Linked DNA regions of Homo sapiens: region 1 is linked to region 2. A link is a contact called in ENCODE Hi-C or POLR2A ChIA-PET data. All regions are on one chromosome and are shown on one strand. Each heading gives the region's core, a stretch centred on a gene start or an enhancer-like site at or near the end of the contact. The rest is flanking DNA. Distances are from core to core; before and after follow the strand shown. Region 1 has its middle 150 kb from the start of CASC18. Region 2 has its middle 160 kb from the start of NUAK1.

Region 1 (2,721 bases), core at 116-2,615, 130 kb before region 2:
ATAAATGGAATTTAAAAGTTCTTAGTCCATTACATTGTTCAGGAGAAAAGTAACGTATATATTATCATTAGCTTTATTTATCAAGAACACAACCTACATTGAAAAGACAAAGTTTATTTGTAAAACTGTTAACCAGGCTTATCTCTAGATTGTAGGATTATAGGTATTTTTTTCTGCTTCTTGAGAATGTTTTATACTTTCCCACCTATTTTTCTTTTCTTTCTTTTTTTTTTTTTTTTTTTTTTTTAATTTTTGAGACAGGGTCTCTCTTTGTTACCTAGGCTGGAGTGCAGAGGCGCAATCTTGGCTCACTGCAACCTCCGCCTTCTGGGTTCAAATGATTCTCGTATGTCAGCCTCCCAAGTAGCTGGGATTACAGGCGTGTGCCAACATGCTCAGCTAGGGTTTTGGTATTTTTAGTAGGAATAGTGTTTTGCCATGTTGGCCACGCTGGTCTCAAACTCCTGGCCTGAAGTGATCCATTTGCCTCGGCCTCCCAAAGTGCTGGGATTATAGGCGTGAGCCACTGTGCCTGGCCCACTTTCCAATTTTCTACAATGAGTATACAATACTTTTATAAATAGAAAGTAATAAAATATTAAAAATATAAAAAGTCATCTGTAGTGTAAGAAAATAATATAATTTTGCCACTTGTTAAGGACATAGTAAAAGACTTTCCTACACTAGCAGAAATGTCAGCATCAACGACTTCAAGACCATATCTAATGCTAAAATTCCATGTATTTGATGTATCTTTTTGGTCATTCAAATTTCACTCTTTCGAGGAGTAAGAACAGCAAAGCAATCTCCAGATAGCGTATGTGATTAACAGACTTACTCAGATAATCATTGCAACTCTCATCCGAAAACGAAACCTGAACTCAGATACTATCTGTTTCACATTCCTTCCTAACCTGATGTAGTCAAGGAGACTAGAAGCTTCAATCCTGCAACAGGAATAAAATAATGTTTCAGCCTAGGAGCTTTCAGTTTGTTTCTGCCCACTTCTGGATCCACTTGGGAATATGTGTGATACTGCGGCCAAATTTCCCCCGGGATATCTTGAGTTTGGATCCCTGACTCTGAAGCCAATGCGCCGTGTAATCTTAGACAAATTCACAAACCAGTGCCTTAGTTTCTGGCTATGTAGGGAATAGGAAGAAGGGCAGGGCTGCAAGTGATAACTTCCCTGAAGAATGTTGGAAAACTCCCTAACACTTTTCACAGCTCTGAGATAGTGTAAGCAGGGGTCAGACTCCACCAAAGGTCAAATGGACACATGCCCAGTGACCTGGGGATACCAGGGGTGGGGAGCAGAGGGGTGGCCTAAACTTAGTGCACTTTCCACAAAGACGGATGGAAGCAGATGTGGCTCTGGCTCTCAGGAAAGGAAGTCTATTCTAGTATACTCACATCCTGAAGATTTGCCCAGCCTACTCGGCAGAGGCCACTGGACCTTGGGTGTGAGGTTAAGAGCCAAATCCTAAATACCTTGAGCCTTCTCCAATTCTACAGTAGTGGGAAAACATCTTGTGTTGGTTGACCATGAGATGGCCTGCCAAGAAGGAGAAGGGAAGTCTCTGCTGTTTGCAGCATCTTTCCATGTGGGTGTGGGTGTGACATATGCCCCTAGCACAGCACAGGTACCACAGCATCTGACGTCCCCTGAGAATTTTGGACACTTATTCGGAAGGGACCTCCAATGTTCACCGGATGCTTGACTTCTTTTCCATTATCTTCAACAAATAGCCATGTGCCGGCTGTTTTAACAACTCCAGAAACCGGAAACTCACTCCCTAACTTGGCGGCCTGATTTCATTTTTTTTTTTTTTCACGTCCCTTAGAAATTCTTTCCTTGTAAAGAACAGAAATTTATCTCCTTGTAGGTCTTTTCTTTCTGGTCTTACATGGAATGACCATATTATTTATTGTCCAAATACAGGCTCATGCTTGAAACTAAATAGGAGAACTATTAATAATTGCATCCGGAAAATAGGGGTAACCTGGAACTCTCGCCTGGCAAAATAAGACATACAGACCATCCCAGCCTTAGGTTTACCCCAGGGGTAACTAGAACAAGCTTGTCCCCCTCCTTCAGAGTCACTGATATTCAAAGGTACTTAAATTGCCCCCTGAGTCTTCTCTCCTCTAGAATAAACAAGAGAGGCTGATTTCTTTAGTAGAAAGAGAATCAGACTGAGAGCAAGAAATAGCTGTGTAACTTTTGGAGGCTTCATCAGAGAGAGTCAGTTGCCTCCCAAGATCCAATGTTATATCCTGGTATCCAAGAAAAGAAAGCAATTTGTAACATTCTGAAATGTGAAAAGTCTGTCAGAAGGACATGAGATGAGCTATACGAATTGTGAAGCATAAATTGTGGTTTTATTTGTTCTGCAGAAGCATTAAAAAGTTGCAAATTTTTCAAGAGGCAGGATGGTGTGGCGTCTGTGGATGCCAAATTTTGGTCTGCAGGCCTGAGGCTGAGCTGGTTGCATCAGAATCTGCTGGGAAATTGTTTAAAAATCAGATTCCTGGGCCTCACCTCAGAATCTCCAGAGGGGCCTGTAGCATTTGTATTCTGAAAAGTTGTGGAAGCAGTTCCAATGATGAGCCAAGTCTGAGACCCACCAGCAAAATGACCAAGAGCACCAACTTTAGTGCCATTCACTCATTCACTTCACACATATTTATCGATCACTTACTATGTGCCAGACATTTTCT
Region 2 (3,014 bases), core at 66-2,565:
CAAGGACCCTCGGGAAGGCTGCCTGACATATTTAGTCCGGAAGGCAGTAATTTGAGGGGCCATGGCTCAGCTCTAACTGCCCTGAGCTCAGCCATTTGCATCAGAAAGAAATTGACTCTTTGTAATCAATAGAGGGCTTAAAGAGGGTGGTCAACCACTATGGCTGGTGGGCAGGACAGGGAGTGGGCCCTCTGGAGCAAACAGGGCTCTCGTTACCATTCCATTCCAAGCTATCCCATTACTGAAGGGAACGATTCAACAGCAAATATGAACTCAATTCCAAATCCCAGTGCCAAGGCAAATGGCCAGTCCCAGCGGCCTTTTTCTTTAGTAATGAACTCCAGGCCTCTGGCCTTGACTTTGGAAGTGACTTGACTTACCATGGAAGCCAGCAGAGAGTAGCTGGGAAAAGTTCAGAGTTAAAGTCAGAAGATCTGGATTCAAATTCCAGCCCTGCTCTTCAATGGCTGTGTAATATTTGGCAGTTACCTCTATCGAACTTCAGTTTCTTCATTTGTAAAACAATTTGAAAAGACTATTAAGTTCCGTTAGGCCAGAAACCACGCCCATTCTATTCATTGCTGAAGTCCCCACACCCAGCCCAGTGCCTGGCACCTTCTGAATCTATAATCAACATTTTTAATTGAATAAGACTAGGGAAAATTCATTGCACAGTTAATTTACATAAATCCATTCATTTGCATTCAGTAAAAAGCAAAGAGAGAGAAAGAAAAATAACAATTTAAAATAATGATTTAATTAGTACTGAAGATGTTGCTTGATAATCCACTCCAGGCATCTGTGCCCCAGAGTAATACCAAAGCCAGATATGCGGAGTTGCTCTTCTCTAACTTCCTGTTTGTGAGAATCTTGTACTGAACCCATAAAGGTATACTTCAATATTGCACTGTAGAATATATGCTCTCACTAAATAATATGCAATGTGTTACTATATCCATCCCACATAATTTACAAGTATTACTGCATTTGGCTGTAATCCGAAAACTTTTTAAACTCTACTTTATGGATGATTTATAGGAGGTTCCAGGGACATTTCGATTATACCCAATTTTTGCTTTAGATTTGACCTCGACAGCCTTACCCTGCAGCATTTGGGTTATGTCACAGGGTCACTGCAAGTGAACCGGAATGTAACTATTGTGATCTAGAAACACTAGATAAAAATAGCTGGTATCCTGCTCAGTGCTTTTCTGCACAGCTACTTAGCCTGGTCAAGGTCAAGAGGCTTGATTACAACCCAGACCTCTTGACTGCCGGCTTGAGTGCTGGCAGGCACAACACGATTTCCCTCAACAAAAACTTGTTGAGTAATTATTAGGCACTCAGCAAAGTGCCAGCCACACAGTGTTGTGTGAGAGAAATATAAGGCAGAAAGCACTGGCCACCAAACGCTCAATGATTTGCACAGACGAAATAAGCACCCAGCTGGCCCCAAAGTATGCAAACCTTGGCATTCTACCTGAAGGCGGAGGCAGCTACTGGGGAGCCTGAGGTGGAGAAGCAGTCATACACATGCGGTATCACCCACCAGTCCTTGCTACCAAGACCCATTTCTTCCCTACCCTAAACTGCCTGTTAACTGTTGAATTTTTTTTCCCAATTCAAAGCTTTCTTGTTTCCATTTTATTTCACTGTGTTTCAAATGAAGAAAGGAAATACAAGGTGACTTTTGCCTTTCATATTCTAACCACATCCCACTCCATGTCCTCTACTGCCCAGGAAGTCCCTCCAGACACAACCAGCAAGGCAGAGGAGGTATGTACAATCCTACATTCATCAATGAAGTGCTACAGTGAACAGAGAAGGGGACATGGACTGAGGTCACCAGGAAAACCTCCATGGGAAGGTCAGAGTTACAGAAAGGCCTAAGATGAACTTGACCTTGAGAAGCAGACTATGAATTATATCTGTTGATTCTTCTTGTGCCACATCCATTCACCCTCATTCTCATAATAGGATCCTGATACCCTTTGGGGAAAGACCCCATTGCATGGCCCTAAGAATGAGCAGGGAACCCAGGCATGGAAAATCATGGGAATCTCATCCCCTTGACTACTGTGATTAGCTCATGGATGAACATGTTTGTGTCCCAAGATGGCCTAATCAGTCCCATCCCCAGGACTATTGCAAAAGAAGCAATCTCTTTCTATAAAGTTGCTAACCTGGTAGCCTGAAGCAGCCAGGGACAGATCATCCAGTGCCTGCCTGAAACTGAAGCCAATAAGGAAGAAAACATAGTCTAGACATGGAGAAATGGACAAAACCAGGTCCTAGAAAAATCACTGGAATCCCTGAATCCAGCAATACCTGACTTTGATGTCAAATGGTCCTGGATTTTTAAGTTACATTTTACTCAATAACTGTAGCTTGGGGATTGCTTTTTGCGGTTTTGCTTTTTGCTTAAAGCCAGTCCAAATTGGGTTTCTTTCATTTGCGGTGGAAAGAGCCCTAACAAATTGACTCATAAAAAAGAGAAATGGCGGAACAAACATGGAGAACAGCAAGAGCAAGGACCTAGGGACAAGGGTATGGGTCTTTTTCTCAAGCATATACATTGAGAATCATAGAAGATAAGAGGCCAGGGAGCATATTATGAAAATATCATGTGATAGGAAGAGGCATTTGGACTTCCCCTGAACTTTTGAGAAGCAAAATCCAGAGCTGAAATCAGGAAAATACATGCCTAGACCCAAAGGTATCTCATGAACTGGCTGGTCCAGTTGCTGTTCCTCTCACTCAGGGAAACATCTGCCACATGCCAGATGCTGTACATCTGTGGTTAGCATTGTTCCTTTAAAGAATAACACAGATTCTTCTCCAGGCGAGCCAAACATTTTCATTAGCTGTGGTCAGGGAGGGAATCAGGCTCCTTCAGATGAGTTTCAGCTGACACACTCCTGTGGGGCACGTCTTTCAGGGAAGCTGATTCATCTTCAGTCGGTCAGCTGTGAGGGATGCACACCTGTGTCCTAGGATGACTTTGAGGGAGTGGG

The links. Hi-C counts contacts between places; a loop is a spot of excess contacts on that map. ChIA-PET counts read pairs that join two places held with the same protein, here RNA polymerase II (POLR2A). Pooled maps may share reads with other maps.
Region 1: a pooled map of posterior vena cava shows a loop between it and region 2 (2.0-fold over the local background). The contact joins two enhancer-like sites. A Hi-C loop is called at or near these places in 1 of 50 pooled maps. POLR2A ChIA-PET finds 5 or more read pairs at or near these places in 2 of 52 experiments (MCF 10A and endothelial cell of umbilical vein).

The regions. Positions count from the first base shown.
Region 1 is chr12:105,851,831-105,854,551 of GRCh38, forward strand. No RefSeq gene overlaps it. Among named protein-coding and RNA genes, the nearest start is that of CASC18, 150 kb to the left of the region's middle. Within about 2 kb of position 1,366, at least 6 of the 41 ENCODE cell types and tissues checked have a DNase peak (open chromatin) inside an H3K27ac peak, as active enhancers do.
Region 2 is chr12:105,980,941-105,983,954 of GRCh38, forward strand. No RefSeq gene overlaps it. Among named protein-coding and RNA genes, the nearest start is that of NUAK1, 160 kb to the right of the region's middle. Within about 2 kb of position 1,316, at least 3 of the 41 ENCODE cell types and tissues checked have a DNase peak (open chromatin) inside an H3K27ac peak, as active enhancers do.